Linked DNA regions of Homo sapiens: region 1 is linked to region 2. A link is an interaction called in ENCODE POLR2A ChIA-PET data of the cell type or tissue named here. Cell type or tissue: MCF 10A. All regions are shown on one strand. Links, peaks and the distances in the headings refer to the core of each region. The heading gives the core; the rest is flanking DNA.

Region 1 (8,257 bases), core at 1,043-6,042, 130 kb before region 2:
TACAGGTATACTTCACTTTGTGTAATGCTTGTGTTCCAGGAAAGTTGTTTGTAAATTACATATATGCAAATATAATTATATTTAGAATAAAATTGGGAGTCTGCTTCTTAGACAAACTCTGTTAAATGTTTTTTTAGACAGGAAGATATTTTTAGAATATGCCAGAGCCCAGTTTGTTTATTTTTGGACAGGATATAACATGAGATGATCTAGGAGTTGGCTAATTGCCCTTCAGATTTGGGGGTCTTAATACAAAACATGGTTTTGTATTAAGTGGTTTATGTGTGAAGAGGAATTTTGCCAAATTTCAAAGGATTTAACTAGTTAGATTAAGTTTCTAACTCGAGCCTACCTTTAGCTAATTTTTCCTTTTAAAGGTATGAGTAAATATTTACCAGAGAACAGCTGAATGCCTCTTAAGTGATGGAACCAGTACTATTTTCACAGCTTATTGGAGACAAGAGTGTCAGAGGTCTATTCAGTTTCCTTTTGTAAATGGTTTCAAAAAGGTTTTTTCTAAAGTCTATTTTATCATATAATTTCTATATATCCCCTAGTGATTTACCTTCTTTTTGTTTGTTTGTTTTGAGACAGAGTCTGGCTCTGTCGCCCAGGCTGGAGTGCAGTGGAACTATCTCAGCTCACTGCAACCTCCACCTCCTGGGTTCAAGAGATTTTCCTGCCTCAGCCTTCTGAGTAGCTGGAATTACAGAAGCATGCCACCACGTCTGGCTAATTTTTATATTTTTTAGTAGAGACAGTGGTTTCACGAAGTTGGGCAGGCTGGTCTCGAACTCCTCACCTCAAGTGATCCACGCTCCCTCGGCCTCCCAAAGCGCTGGGATTACAGGCATGAGCCACCGCTCCTGGCCAATTTACCTTCTTTATAGTGCAGGTGCTGGTGCAGAGTGGGAGGAAAGAAGATTTGGAAATGGCAATAGAAAGCTAATCTTTCAAGAGCTGTTAAAGATAATAATTTTTTAAACAGTTGACTAAAAGCTAGCATCCCATTGGAAAGAGATCCACAGGCTCCCTGGATAGTTGGCAGGATCTCCAACCAATGTCGGTGTGGGAGTGGTCACCAGGAGGTGAAACAGCCCTTCACAGATCTCTCTAGCCCGAGTGTACCAAGGCTGGGCCCATGGAGGTTCAGGCAGGCCCTGAATTCCCCATACATTTTCTCCCATTACATCGACGTTTCTGAGCTGGCAGCATTACAATGCCAAATCCATGCTTTGAAAAATCAGCTCAGGACTCAACATCTAAAATGAAATCCCAGACGTTCTGCTGGCCTGGTGATGGCTCCATTTGTCCATATCATTGTCTTTCTATTGCAGTGTTTGAGCCATTATTTGAATATTCTATTTCTTATTTATTTCTAATCAAAGTGATACTTTTTTTGAAAGAACAAAATGAAAGAATATGTATAACATGCTAGATCTATGTCATCAAAGATTATGTCTAAAAGCAGCAAGTAATTAAAGAGTTTACATTACTTTTAGCTCCCTGGGAACAGACACCCCTCCTATCCCCTCTCCCCGCCATACCATGAAATCTTTTTATGGTTTTACATGTTTGAGTCAGTAGATATTTTCCAGAATGCATTATATTCTGGTAAGGTACTGCCTACAGTTAATCTGCATTAAAATCATGTTATTTTCAATAAATCAAATTGCATCTCCATTTAATTGTATTTGTTACATTTAATTGAATCAAATTTTTGTTTACTCTTCTAAATATTAAAAACTAAAGGAACTGAATGGTTTATATCTTTTATAAACTATGACAGTTTTAAACTGAAGCTCTCATTTTTCTCCTTGCAGGTCAGCAGCCCATTCTTACCCAAATAGTTCTTTACCTGTAGTCTGGGGAAATAGATGTACATCTATTTATGAATAAATTCCATGATTTTTCCTATTTAATATTTTAATGATATAAAGGACCAAGACCTAACATAAAAATCTCTATAGTGCAAAAATTGCTGATAATGCAGTTATGAGACAGCCATAAACATTTATTTTTATAAATTCACTCTTCCAGAATGTGTATTCCTAAAGGTCTGTTAAATCAAGTTTAGCCTAAAGCTGCCTCATTATATATTTAAGTTCAGCCTAAAGGTTTCTCTGTACATCATGAACTATACAAGTGGAGGTGTAAACCGACCATATCCCACACCTGTGCCAGTCACTGAGTTTGGCCAATCAAATGTAGCCAACTGTTCAAATCGTTGTTCAAATAAGGCAAACACAGAGCTTGTAACCAATCCAGTTGTTTCTGTACCTCACTTCCGTTTTCTGAACATCACTTTCCTTTTGCTGTCCATAAATTTTCTTCCACCATGTGGCTGCACTGGAGTGTCTGAATCTGCGTGATTCTGGGCCTAAGGGATTTGTGAATTGTTCATTGCTCAATTAAACTCCTTTAAATTTAATTTGGCTGAAGTTTTTTTTTTCTTTCTTTCTTTTTTTAAACGAGTCCCAAATGTGTTAATAACCATGTTTGGAAAATCAGGACAAATTAAGCTAAAAAATTTGGGCATCAACAGCCAATCCATAAAATATGTGGGGAGGTTTAAATGAGTTGATAAGCTTTTACTCAGTCTTCTGTTTTTTTCTGAACGTTTGTTTACTCACTATTTGAACCTACATTTAGTATGTTTCTCCACATAATATCAGAAAATTTTAACATCAGTAGTAAGATAAATTAACAAATTAAAATGAGCATAGGTATTTAAAAGAGTCAAGGACTTGGAGAAGGGAGTTTCAGATACATCTAACGTCATAATTAACACAACACTTCTAACTAACATCATATTCCTAATTGGGATAGTCTATAATGGGTTGGAGACTATTCTCATTTTTCTGGACTGCCCTATGTTGACTCTTCAATTTGTAGGCAAATGCAGATGTCTTCTTTTTGGAATGGTTTTAGAGGTACCAACACAGCAGCTCACTGAAACATATCTCCCCTTCCAGTTTACCAGAGAACTGGGTATTTCCATCATTAGGATAATTTCACATGTGCAGTAGAAACGTATTTTATGTCAGAGCCCCAGAAACATACAAAACTTCAGATCCCTGTAGGAATGTGTTCATAGGGCAACAAAAATAGCATCAGTGCCTTGAGCTTCATTATTGTCAATTTAAAAAGCAGTCATGGCCGGGCATGGTGACTCACTCCTGTAATCCCAGCACTTTGGGAGGCTGAGGTGGGCGGATCACTTGAGGTCAGGAGTTCAAGACCAGCCTGGCCAACATAGTGAAACCCTGTCTCTAGTAAAAATACAAAAATTAGCCATGTGTGGTGGCGGGCACCTATAATCCCAGCTACTTGGGAGGCTGAGGCAGGAGAATCGCTCGAACCCAGGAGGTGGAGTTTGCAGTGAGCCGAGATCACACCTCTGCACTCCAGCCCAGGTGACAGAGGGAGACTCTGTCTCAAAACAAACAAACAAACAAACAAAAAGTCATGTGAAGTCCATTTCTATTTTATTTATAAAACTACAATGAGAAACATTGCCATTATGTGCTTTGTGGCATAAAGTTACTCTTAGAATTTACTGATAGAAAACAAAAATGTGTCTCTCCCAAAAATCTGATATATTTGCTTTAGCCTTATAAGAAAAGCTTATGATATTCATTGCCTTCTTTTTTGGCCTCTATTGCCTGGAAGCTCAGAGGTCAGTTTTTTGGCTCAAATGTGGTAGGTATCAAAGGTTCTCTGGTTCAACTACTTTAACTCTCTCTACTTCTAGACTTGGCTTGGTTCTTGCTTGTTTTTTATTCTTCTTTTACGTATTTGATTGCATTTTTATCTCTATTCCTAAATGATTGAAAATTATTTCATGGGAGGAGATAAATAGAGTTCATTCTTGTTATTCACAGGAGTTATACATTCTATAAAGTTGCTACAAACACTGAATTAGTGAATACCAAGCCATTGTTATTAGAGGAAATGGGATTAGGCTCCTGCGAGCCTCTAGCCACCAGTATTTTCATCAACTGAGCAAAACAGAACCTTGTTTTCTATGTGCTTTCATTTAAAGATATCTTATATAATATATAGTTGATTTGTTAACACTGAACTCATCGTCAACAGCACTATAACTCATGCCTGAACGAAACTTATCTATGTATCTTCTCCTTAAGGCACATATAGCCTGCTTGCCTTTAGGAACATTAGACAGTCCCTCAAGCGCTGACCATGGGGGACATTTTAAACAGAGAAACCACCACTCGAAAGGACAAAAATGTGAAAAACATTAAATAAATCATGAAAAGGACACTTGTTTACAATATGAGAGCTAAAACAAGAATGTACAGCACCAACTTGTTTGACCTCAGCTGAGAATATGCAAGTTGGATGACTCAAACTTTTACCACTCTGTATATGCCTGCAAATGACTACAAAAGCACCATGGTATTGATTCTGGGGTCACAAATAAATGTTATTAAGCAGGCAGATTTGCAAATACATGATTAGTGAATCAAAAGGATTGATGGTATGTTATCTCAAAATTAATATTATATTTTGGCCAATTAACATATTTACAACAATTAGAATAGCAGGTTAACAGAAAGGAGGGTTCTGTTCTGTGGGAATGGAACTGGTGAAAAGTACACTTGGATAACCTTGTAGCAATATGCAAAAGGCTAGAGCAAAGACAAGACAAACATATTCCAGGGGGCAGTCAGGGGGTCCAACCAGCGACTCAGGGCCCTGGGAACAGACTAGGAAAAACAAGGTGAGGCTAAAAACGAGACGGTATTAACTTATTTCACAATTTTCTTTTTTTTTTCTGTTGCAATGATCCTTTTATTATATTCATTATTGCTTAGCTAGAGGTATCCGAAGGGACGTATTTTCTTCCTAAATAGATTTTATTTTATTTTTTTTTTTTTTGAGATGGAGTCTCACTTATCGCCCAGGCTGGAGTGCAGTGGCGTGATCTTGGCTCACTACAACCTCTGTCTCCTGGGTTTAAGTGATTCCCCTGCCTCAGTCTCCTGAGTGGCTGGGATTACAGGCATTAGCCACCACACCGGGGTAATTTTTGTATTTTTAGTAGACACGGGGTTTCACCATGTTGGCCAGGCTGGTTCCAAACTCCTGACCTCAGATGATCCTCCCACCTCGGCCTCCCAAAGTGCTGGGATTACAGGCATGAGCCACTGCGACAGGTCCTAAATGGATTTTTACCCTACACTTAGACAAATACATCAGGCCATGTGAGTGGGCATTGTGATGCTAATACGTCTTAGAGAAAAGTAGCCTAATACATAAGAAGCTTTGGCCAAATTGTTAGTAAAAGTCGACACATCAGATTCTAAAGGAAACCTGATGTCATATTTCTAGTGTTGATGATGAAAAACTTTATTAAACCTGAAAGAGCCAACTCCCTCCCTATACCTCCATTTTCACAGCAACACCCACACATAAAGACACCCAACCAGCGAAAACTGGTAGAAAGGCAGGCTGGAAAATAAACATGTGAAATTTGTAGGACAAAAGAAGCAGATCAGCTCATTTATTTAGGATGCTGCAACATAGTAGATTCTCAGTATCTCAGGGATCTATTTTGTAAGAAGTAGACCTAAATTTGGCCAGGCACAGTGGTTCACACCTATAATCCCAGCACTTTGGGAGGCCAAGGTATGCACATCATTTGAGGTCAGGAGTTTGAGACCAGTCTGGCCAACATGGTGAAACCCCATTTCTACTAAAAATACAAAAATTACCCAGGTGTGGTGGCTAATGCCTGCAATCCCAGCTACTCGGGAGGGTGAGGTAGGAGAATCACTTGAAACCGGGAGGTGGAGTTTTTGCAGTGAGACGAGATGGTGCCACTGCACTCCAGTGGGCGACAGAGCAAGACTGTATCAAAAAAAAAAAAAAAAAAGAAAAGAAAAGAAAGAAAGAAAGAAAGAAAGAAGAGATAAAAGTAACTCAAAATGAAAAGTACGTTAGTTCATGAAGTGAAAATTCAGTAAATTTTCTGTCTGTACTGGGATTGCCTTCAACTTTAACCCTCACAGATCTTCCATTTAGTGAAAATTTTTAGGATTATTTGCACCACAGACCTCCTTAGAAATTTTAACTCATAATCATTTGTCAGGGTGATTGGCTAATTCACTGTCTCTTCCCACAGTTATATCCCTCAGAAGATATTGATATATTGAAAAACTATATCTATATGTTGTGTTTTATTCATGAACTTTGCTCAGTTCTCGAAGTGGCACCCTTATTATCTCAGACCCCACCCTGATTAATATGACACCCTTCTCCTCCTCCCTGCAGCCATCTCAGAGTTATGGGATGGCTTTTCTTCTAGTTCTGTGGTTCTTATCCTTCCTGTCCTTTGTTTGGACTGTGGTCCTAAACTTGTTTGGATGGGTAACCAACCTACAGATTATAGTGTAGGAGGGACCGTTGCCCAAATATTCATGATTTTTAATGTTAAATGTTTTGATCTTGTTATTTGGCCAAATTTTATAGAATTTGAAGAAACATTTCAGAAAAGACTTTATATTAACATTTTCCATTTTAGAAGAATAGAAATAATCCTCATGTTATTATGATACATTAAAGTGTTAGAATCAAGTAGATTGACTTGAAAGTTAGAATGCATCTGATTTCCAAATAGGCCAGTTTGCTCTGCTTTCTTTTATAATAGGTTGACATCAGACCCTTGGCCCAGCTGATATGCAGCCGGAACACACCAGTGTGGTTTATTTTGATTGATCAGCAGATGTCGTGCTAGTTGTTGTTCAATGTGTTTAATATCACCCTTAGTCACTGGAGAATCAGGAGAGGAAACAGCAGAGATGAGTGCAGATATATTCCTGACACTCTTAAAAATGACTCTTCAAGTGTAAATTCTCTTTGCAGTGAGTCAGAAAGAAGCATCTTCTTAATATAGAATAGGCTGGCACTGCTAAAAAAAAAAAGAGTTTTATTGAAAATCTAAACTTATAGGTATGTTATTACCACAAAGCTTTAACAAATATCAACTCTACAGGGCATTAATTTATTGTAATTTATTGTAGTGCCTTCTTGAACTTCAACAATCAGAGATATTTTTACTAAAAATTCCATGCAGGTTATGTTCCTTGCTGACACAATATCCAGTGACAATGGTACAAATGAATTTGAAAGACAGTGATTTACTTTATAGAAGTTTATGTTGCCTGTCCATTAAAAAATAATATTATTGGCCAGGCACGGTGGCTCACACCTGTAATCCCAGCACTTTGGGAGCCTGAGGCGGGTGGATCATGAGGTCAGGACATGGAGACCATCCTGGCTAACACGGTGAAACACCGTCTCTACTAAAAAATACAAAAAAATTAGCTGGGCGTGGTGACGGGTGCCTGTAGTTCCAGCTACTAGGGAGGCTGAGGTGGGAGAATGGCATGAACCCGGGAGGCAGAGCTTGCAGTGAGCCGAGATCCCGCCACTGCACTCCAACCTGGCCAACAGAATGAGACTCCATCTCAAAAATAATAATATTGCATAAATTCAAGAAACTTGCAACAAATACTTTTGTCTGAAACTAGTGGATGGAGGGTGAAATTAGTTGCAGCAGCCCTGCAGACTAAGAATGTTTTTAAATAAGCATTTTGTTCTTGAGAGTAGATAGATAAGACATAACAGCAAGATGTGTCTTAAAATTTATTTTAGTCAATGTTTTGATTTTTGCTTTGACGCATAGGAAAAAGATTTCTACCTATCCTATTAATATATAAGGTTATCTTGTTTATCTTTCTTGATATTATCTTCTAAACTTGATGGGCTTGAGAATGTCCTGATAAACCTAGTTATGCTTAAAATTACTTGAAAATGTTAAAACAAATTTTCTTTTATACATAAAGCTTTACAGAAATCTTTTCTGAAAAATAGTTCAAAACCGTATGCCCTTGAAGTAAGACTGGAAACTATTTTGGTGCAGTTCATTAAGTCCTCTAGCGATTCTGTAAGAAAAACCCATAAATTCTAAGAATATCAATAGTTTTATCTGATCTAGGCTTTCCTTGTGCTAGAATAAGCAAGAAACTGTTTACATATCTTTTCTTACAAACAAGTGGGAAAACCAATTCCACATTCGTTTTCTAAATTTCTCTGACTTGAAATTATCATTTGGAGATAAGCCAAGTACAGATAGAAAACCAGAACTAAATTTCCCTGTGATGAACGAATTAGTTTAGTTTAGAGCTATTCCTCACATAGCCGTCTTCTGCCATTAGACATTTGACCTAAC
Region 2 (8,257 bases), core at 2,029-7,028:
CTCAAGCAATTCTTGTGTGCACGCCATGCCCAGCTAATATTTGTACTTTTAGTAGAGACAGAGTTTCACCATGTTGGTCAGGCTGGTATTGAACTCCTGAGCTGAAGTGATCTGCCCACCTTGGCCTCCCAAAGTGCTGGGATTACAGGTGTGAGCCACTGTGCCCAGCCAGGAGCTTATAATTTAAATATAGAGAAAAATATTAGTGTATGTGTATAATCAAATAATTACATGTACATAAAATACTTGCCATAAAAGAATGGACAATGTAAGTCAGAATATGCTATATTTGCTAAGGGCTTCTATGTCTGGATGTTATGAGTATGGAGTGGAACTGGGCAATTGGGTTTGAGAATTCAACCCAACTGATTTCTTTTTTTCCCCAGAGTACATAGAGTTCAGGTGGCAGTGGGCAGGTTGGTACAGAAGGGACTAGAATATGGAAAGTGAACTCTAGTAAGATTGGTTAGCAGAGTAAATACCAGTACTAAGACAGGTGAAGACAGGGAGTACAGGTACAGGTATGTGGGCACTGTAGGCCCTGGATCAAAGCCTCACATTGGCAAGTAGTCATCAGGAGAGTGTTCCTCTCCACCAAGAGATGGTTGCCTTCCAGAGCAGGGAGGGCAGCTCATACCTTGTGGTCCAGGCATTCAGACCACAGGATGAAGTGTAGTAGCAGTAACAAGGTATATCAGCCCATAACAAGGCAATGTGCCATTGAGGCTGAGGCTCAGGGCTTCTGAGGGAAGGAGAGAAAAAATCAAGGTAAGACTCTTGCTGTGGAGAACTCAAGGCTAGTGTTTCTCATGGAAAAAGTACAGATCCAAAAGGCATGGGGTGAGACTGAACCCAACCACAAGGGACAGTGATGTTTTTATAGGATCTAAGGATCCAGAAATCAACCTGTTTGTCATGTGCAGGTCAAACAGCTTTGACTGTGGTTGGACAACTTCAAGACTAGGGAGCCATGTTGATGACTAGAGTCAGGTGAACCCAGAGTGATTAGTGATCAATGAAAGAATGCCTCGTTGAGGCCTGAGGATTGTGGTTTGCTTATCCACTGCACTTCTTTCCACTTCTTCCTAATTCAGCATGTTTTCTGAAATGAGACTTTTTTTATTTTTAAAGAAGTTGATCAGCACCAAAGGACACTAATGTACCCTCAATTAGATCCTTGTTATTACAAAGTGGTGAATGGGCTGGACTGCAGAAGGGGAGTGGCTAGTGTGTGAGGGAGGCAATGCCCCACCATTAAGCATTTCTCTGTAGCTACTGATTTTTATAATATTGGAGAGCTCCCTGAGAAACAAAGCACTATGTCCATGATTGGGCCTCAGACATACACTGACATGTCATCTGTGCAATGACTCCAGGTGGAGAGAAGAAAAGTGAGGCTGCTGAGAGACATGTCACCATAAATCAGAAGGATCCCAGCTTGAGGAAACAGACCTCACCACAGGACCTGCGGGTAGAGGGGAGTGGTGGGTCTTTGTAGATCTTTGTGACTGAGATGGACATGATTGTAATAGAAAAAGACTCCATACAAACTGAAAACCCTAAGATACTGCAATAGACTGAATATTTGTGTCCCCCCAGAATTCATATGTTGGGATTCTAACCCTTAATGTGATGGTTTCAGAATGTGGGGGTCATTGAGAGATTAGGTCATGAGGGTAGAGCGCTAATGGGTGGGATTAGTGTTCTTATCAAAGAGACTCGCAAGAGCTCTCTCACCCACTTTCTGCTATGTGAGGATCGAAAGGGAAGTGGGCAGCCTACAACTCAGAAGAGAACCCTCAGCAGAACCTGACTGTGCTGGCACTCTGATCTTGGACTTCCAGCCTCCAGAACTGTGAAAAGAAAATTTATGTTGTTTATAAACCACCCAGTCTACACTTTGTTACAGAAGCCTGAATTGACTAAGATAGATAGCTCATAAACTCTGTAGTATTTTGGCCCTGAGAAAACTTGAAATGTGTGGGTGCTGTTATCCTCTTCCCTTTCAGTCTGCTTGGCTCACACAGGTGTGTTGAGATTCAGTGCCTGGAAGAATCACTGGGGACCCCCATCAGGTCAGGAACTGCTGGTTCTGCAGGGACAGCTGTGTCACAGTGCCCAGGTTTGTAAAGGGGGGTGCTGGTATCACAGATCTTGGGCTCAACTTGCCAAAAGCCAATGGTGACTATAAGAACAGTGTGACTTGGACCAGTCTGTGGCTTTTCAAGATGACTGTGCAGTGAAGGACATTGTAAGGAGCTGGAATTCATGGATGAGCCGGTGAAGGGGGGCTCAGATCCTGTGGGATTGGTTATCAATTATATGTGACCTTATGTGTACTCACGTGCTAGTGAATTGTGGCAGTCAGGTGCCATATGCAAATGTATCTGTTATAGAATAGAGTGGGATAATCACTGACTTTGGGACTACAGACCTGGATTTAAATCTGACACTTTGTGCTTCCATATAGTTTAATAAGTAGTACTTCATAGGCTTCTTGTGATGACCCCATGTCAACTACATTTAAAGGCCTAGCACAGAATAGCTCCCCATTACAAAAAGAAAACCTGCCGGGCACGGCGGCTCACGCCCGTAATCTCAGCACTCTGGGAGGCCGAAGTAGCTGGATCACCTGAGGTCAGGAGTTCAAGACCAGCCTGGCCAATATGGTGAAACCCCATCTCTACTAAAAATTCAAAATTGGCCGGGCGTGGTGGCACATGCCTGTAATCCCAGTTACTCGGGAGGCCAAGGAAGGAGAATCACTTGAACCCGGAAGACAGAGGTTGCAGTGAGCTAAGATCATGCCATAGCACTCCAGCCTAGGCAACAAGAAGAAAACTCCATCTCAAAACAAAAAAAAAAGTGTTTCTTTTTAGAAAAGGAAACCACTATATTTAGTAGCATAAAGCCAAAGGCTGCCACTCTGGAGATGTGCAGCATTGATAACAGCAATGACTTTCAAGCTTCTTTCACTTTGAAACTTTACAAAGTGAATCTCAGTTTCTTCATAAGTATAATCCAGTAATAATACCTCTGCAAAGAGTTTGTTTAGGATTAGATAGGATCATACATGCAGAGTGCTTAGCATGAATATTCTATACGTGGATCAAGGAATGGTTAAATAAATTGTGGTGGTTATTAAAATAAAACAGAACCTCTACCTCTTCAAGGTGATACAGGAGGAGGGTAGAGAAATGCTGGGTAGAGAAAGGCAGGTCCCTGGCTAGGGCCCTAGCCCCACAGACCTAGGTGAGGACAGGCACTTCTGCCTTTGTGCCCAAATGTTGCATTTTCCAAGACCACCCTGGCCCACCACACCCCTCTCTTGGGCCTATAAAAAGCTGAGACCCTAGCAAGGCAGAGATGAAAGCTGCTGGAGGGCGAGAGGAAAACATCAGTGGAAGAAGACAAGCTGCTGGACATCAAGAGGACACGGAGGGAGCATGCCGGCAGAAGAGCACACCAACAAACGCTGGCACACTGGCAGGCCATCCACCTGCAGGAGAGGCGGAGTTTGGCATGTGCCTGAGCGGCCCAACTCCAGGGGAAAACCGTCTCCCTTCTGGCTCATCCAGCAGTGAAGAGCTATTTCCACTCAATAAAACTTGGCACTCATTCTCCAAGCCCACCTGTGATCCGATTCTTCTGGTACACCAAGGCAAGAACCCAGGATACAGAATGCCCTCTGTCCTTGTGACAAGGTGTAGAGTCTAATTGAGCTGGTTAACATAAGCTGCCTATAGACAGCAAACCAAGAGAGCACCCTGTAACACAAACCCACTGGGGCTTCAGGAGCTATAAACATTCATGCCTAGACACTGCAGTGAGGTTGGAGCCCCACAGCCTGCCTGTCTCTGGGCTCCCCTAGAGTTTTGAGCAGCAGGCACTGAAGAAGCGAGCCACACCCCCATCACACACCCTGCTAGGGGAACAAGGGAACATTTCCCGTTTCAAAGGCATATAAAATGTGAATCATGTGCTTTCTGGATTCATGTAGTAAGAGAAATTTTCTGTCTCAAAACAAGTGTGTCATGCTTTTCATGACCTGGGGTGATCAAATGCTTAGAATAATAACACCAAGTAACATGACTCATCTAAGAAAAAGATATGAGATGAAACTATACTACATTATACTACATTGCAAATGCATTTCTTACCAGCCCCACCGTTCTTTTAAATATTTGAATTCCACAATATATTCAACATCTTGTGTGACTATGTTATTTGTATCAACACTGAGAATAATTCATATTTGTAGATAGAGTAAAGCTCTTTTAAAGAAGCTTCAATAAATCATCATTGCCATCACTTTTGCCTCACCCCCAGTCCCAATGCTCCTCATTTTAACCGACTTACTCCAATCTACTCAACAAAACATGCTGACTGATGTCCACACATGTAGAAGGCTAGTGTTTACTCCCAAGCATGTCCGTGTTCTTCCACTCTATTTGAGTTACACGTAAACCAAGATTCATTAGCGTATAGTACCAAAGCTGTTAGTGTTGGATGTATTTTTAGTGTAACTATATAATTGAATTGAAAGGTGTTTATACTGATAAGATATGAGTGCAAAAGAGAGTTACTATTTCTAAGAAAAATAAATGTAATGCTTTGTAACAACTAGATAAAGATGATTCGCTAAAATAAATTGTTGCCAAATCAGCTATGGGCCCAAAATATTCTAGAGGATTGAAAGTAAATTTTGTGACATGGTGGCTCATGCCTGTAATCCCAGCACTTTGGGAGGTTCAGACAGGTGGATCACTTGAGGTCACGAGTTCGAGACCAGCCTGGCCAATATGGCGAAACCCTGTCTCTACTAAAAATACAAAAATTAGCTAGATGTGGTGGTGCACACCTGTAATACCAGCTACTTGGAAGGCTGAGGCACAAGAACTACTTGAACCTGGGAGGTGGAGGTTGCAGTGAGCCAAGATTGCATCACTGCACTCCAGCGAGAGTGAAACTGTGTCTGAAAACAAACAAACAAAAATAATAGAGAATTATGTATTCAGATGGCTTTGCAAGGGTTTTGTGTTCTTGCTCCACTTAACAGAACTAAAACTAGAAATTATAGACACTTGATACTCATACACACTCAAAGGAAAGAACTTGTCCTCATTGTAAAAGAGTGACAAATAAGTTAACATTTATCTATTTTAAGTTGAGGTAAAAGATTTAAAGTGTATGTCTTATGCTTTCTAATGTAACTAGCATTTTTTTAAAATGACCAAGGTGGTATCCTCATCACATCAGACTTCCCTTGTAATACATCATATGCTTTGTTTGGATATAACTTCGGTAGCCTTCCTGTCCTGAACCAAATTAAACATTTATAATGGCACAAGGAAAGGACTTAACATGGACTTTGCCTCACTATATGTAATATAAATTAAAGCAGTGTCATCTAATATAAATGCTTTTAAACACATAGCGTAGAGCACCTTTGCCAATAGGCTAAGTAGAGTCCAGGAAATGTACATAGACAGGAGAGCTCTACACAAAAATTCCTAACCAGACTGAAGGAGTCATACCCAGTTTGTCTGTATATTTAATGGCATGCAAGGTATGCTCTACCAAGGAAAGGTCACCTTGAGAATATCTTGAAAACACATTCTCTAAAGTCTATGAAAATGAAGACCAAAAAATGGCCACAAATAATCTCATCAGTTGCCATCAGTGACTTTTTCATTATTTACATAACAAAGCCCCATTTTGAGGAACTTCATCATCATCATCATCATCATCATCATCATCATCATCATAATATAGCTTTTAGTTGTCATAAAAACATGATGGAAAATGAATATGGTTATGTTAGCGGTGGTGAATCCATACAGGTCTGCATCAGCCCCAATTCTTGCCTCCTCAGAAGAAAGAATTCAACCGAGGGGTCATAAGGCAGAGTGACAGACCAAGGCAAGTTTTAGAGCAGGAGTGAAAGTTTATTAAAACGTTTTAGGGCAGGGATGAAAGGAAGCTAAGTACACTTGGAAGAGGGCCAAGCAGGTGGCTTGGGAGATCAAGTGCACAGTTTGACCTCTGACTTGGGGTTTTATATGTTGGCATACTTCTGGGGTCTTGTTTCCTTTCTCCCCTGATTCTTGCCTTGGGGTGGGCTGTCTGCATGCACAGTGGCCTGCTAGCACTTGGGAGGGGCCCTATGCACAGTGTGTTTACTGGAGTTGTATGCATACTCACTTGAGGCGTTCTTCCCTTACCAGCTGAATGTTCCTACGAGGAACAGTTCAACTCCGTCACTTTACCTCTTAATGTGCATGCTTGAGCCCACTCGCCCAACTCCTGAGATCTTATCAGGAACCTATTGACCATCAGTTTCAGGTTTTTCTACTGGGAGACTGCCTTTCCCTCGCACTAGCAGTGACCAATTATTATTTTAGAGAAGCAGTGTAATAACTGCTTGGCCATCACCTGATGGTTGCCTGATATTCCTAGGGAGGCAGAGGCTCTCCTGCCCCGCTCATGCCTGACTCGCTATCTACTGTAACAGTTATGGTATATCAATAATTAGTTAATCTACTTTCCAAAACACTTTCATCTTCACTGAATTCTTTGTTAAAGGTGTTGAAGTTATTTGGTATTCTTCAGAATTTTCATGATTGCAGAATAATTGCTAAAAGATATGTAGTGAATATGCCTTATTGCTTCTTTACAGCTAAGCCTTCTCTTGCCTTCACAAGAAGTTGTAGCAGAAAGTTTCTGGGAAGACCCCAGTTCATATTTCTACCATTTAGTGTACCTGGCATTCACACTATTAGAAGGGTTAAACTGGAGGTCATTATTAAAAGAATTCTCGGTCGGGTGCGGTGGCTCACTCCTGTAATCCCAGCACTTTGGGAGGCTGAGGCAGGCAGATCACTTGAAGTTAGGAGTTCAAGACCAGCCTGGCCAACATAGTGAAACCCCATCTCTACTAAAAGTACAAAAAAAAAAAATTAGCCAGGCATGGTGGCACATGGCCGTAATCCCAGCTACTCAGGAGGCTGAGGCACAAGAATCACTTGAACCTGGGAGGCAGAAGTTGCAGTGAGCTGAGATCCCACAACTGCACTCCAGCCTGTATGACAGAGAGAGACTTTGTCTCAAAAAAAAAGAATTGTCAAATTTTACTTTGAGCTGCTGTGAGTTTCAATAGGGGAAGCCCTTTTATCCCAACTGTGTTCAATCATGTCCCAGTTTTCTGAAAACTAGGAATGTGCTTTTGTGGTTTAAAGAGTTAATTCACAGAAGAGCTTGCACATCTAGTGAAAGAAGATGCCCTCAGTCTGCTCATCATACCCCATGGGGTGTTCCAATATTGCTGGTATCACTAAAATGAGATCATATGGGAAGATTTCATGAGAAGATACATTCATTTATTTAAAACATATTTATTAAGTGCCTACTATGTTTCAACTATTGTGTTAGGCACTGAGAATATGAGGATGAACAAAGCTATGGACAGTCTACTTTCATGGAGCCCACAGTCTGCTGTGGGAGACAGACATCTATCAAACAATATCACTGTGAAATTTCAATTACAACCTGAGGTGAAGTCTTGAAAGTAAAGGGAAATGACTCTTGAAAGCAATTGACAATAGAACCAAATCTATCAGAGTATGATGAAGGCTTTCCTTAGCAAGTAACATCTGAGCTGACATTTAAAAGATGGGAGAGAGTTAATTAGGTGAAAAAAGGAAGGCAAAAGAGGAAGACTTCTGAACCAATAGCTTGCAAACCTTCTTGTAACCACAAATATATACCAAATATTTTAAATTATCATACCCATGCAAACATATACATATATAAAATTTAAACAAAACTTTCTAACAATGACACTATAGCCCTTACTACCTGCAATCCACACTAATTTTTTCTATTCCTTTCAATTTCATTTTTAAAATTTAGTTATGATTTATTAATCTGCAGTTAAACTGTAATAATGGTATTCAACTTCCACTTTACTATCAGGAACAAAAACCTTAAAACACACACTATCTCATGCAAGCACACTCTCTCTCTCTCTCTCTGATATAGCAGTGTTCTCACAGGTGACCAAAGAAGTCTCCATGGATATCCCATGGATATCATATTTGTTGAATATGAAACAAATAAGAAACACAAAACTAATTACATAAGCCCATGCCAGGATAATAAGGAGCAGCCCGTAGGCAAGTGACAGGAATGGGTGCCTGGAAAGGGCAGGGTTACCCCAGGCTCAAAGCATTTCTTTGAGGTTGCTCAAAGCATTTCT

The links. Peaks named below come from ENCODE experiments on the same cell type or tissue, not always from the same donor. Only the 100,000 strongest peaks of a DNase experiment are listed, where the experiment ranks them.
Region 1: POLR2A ChIA-PET joins it to region 2 with 5 read pairs; 2 of 35 experiments call an interaction of 5 or more read pairs at or near these places.

Annotation. Positions count from the first base shown.
Region 1 is chr18:54,842,051-54,850,307 of GRCh38, reverse strand. All of the region lies in intron 1 of RAB27B (RAB27B, member RAS oncogene family), which reads right to left. Among named protein-coding and RNA genes, the nearest start is that of RAB27B, 18 kb to the right of the region's middle. In MCF 10A, for the core only: no CTCF peak of the experiment used is centred there; no DNase peak of the experiment used is centred there.
Region 2 is chr18:54,708,221-54,716,477 of GRCh38, reverse strand. No RefSeq gene overlaps it. Among named protein-coding and RNA genes, the nearest start is that of RAB27B, 120 kb to the left of the region's middle. RefSeq lists a silencer at 3,846-4,140. In MCF 10A, for the core only: no CTCF peak of the experiment used is centred there; a DNase peak (open chromatin) is centred at 3,977.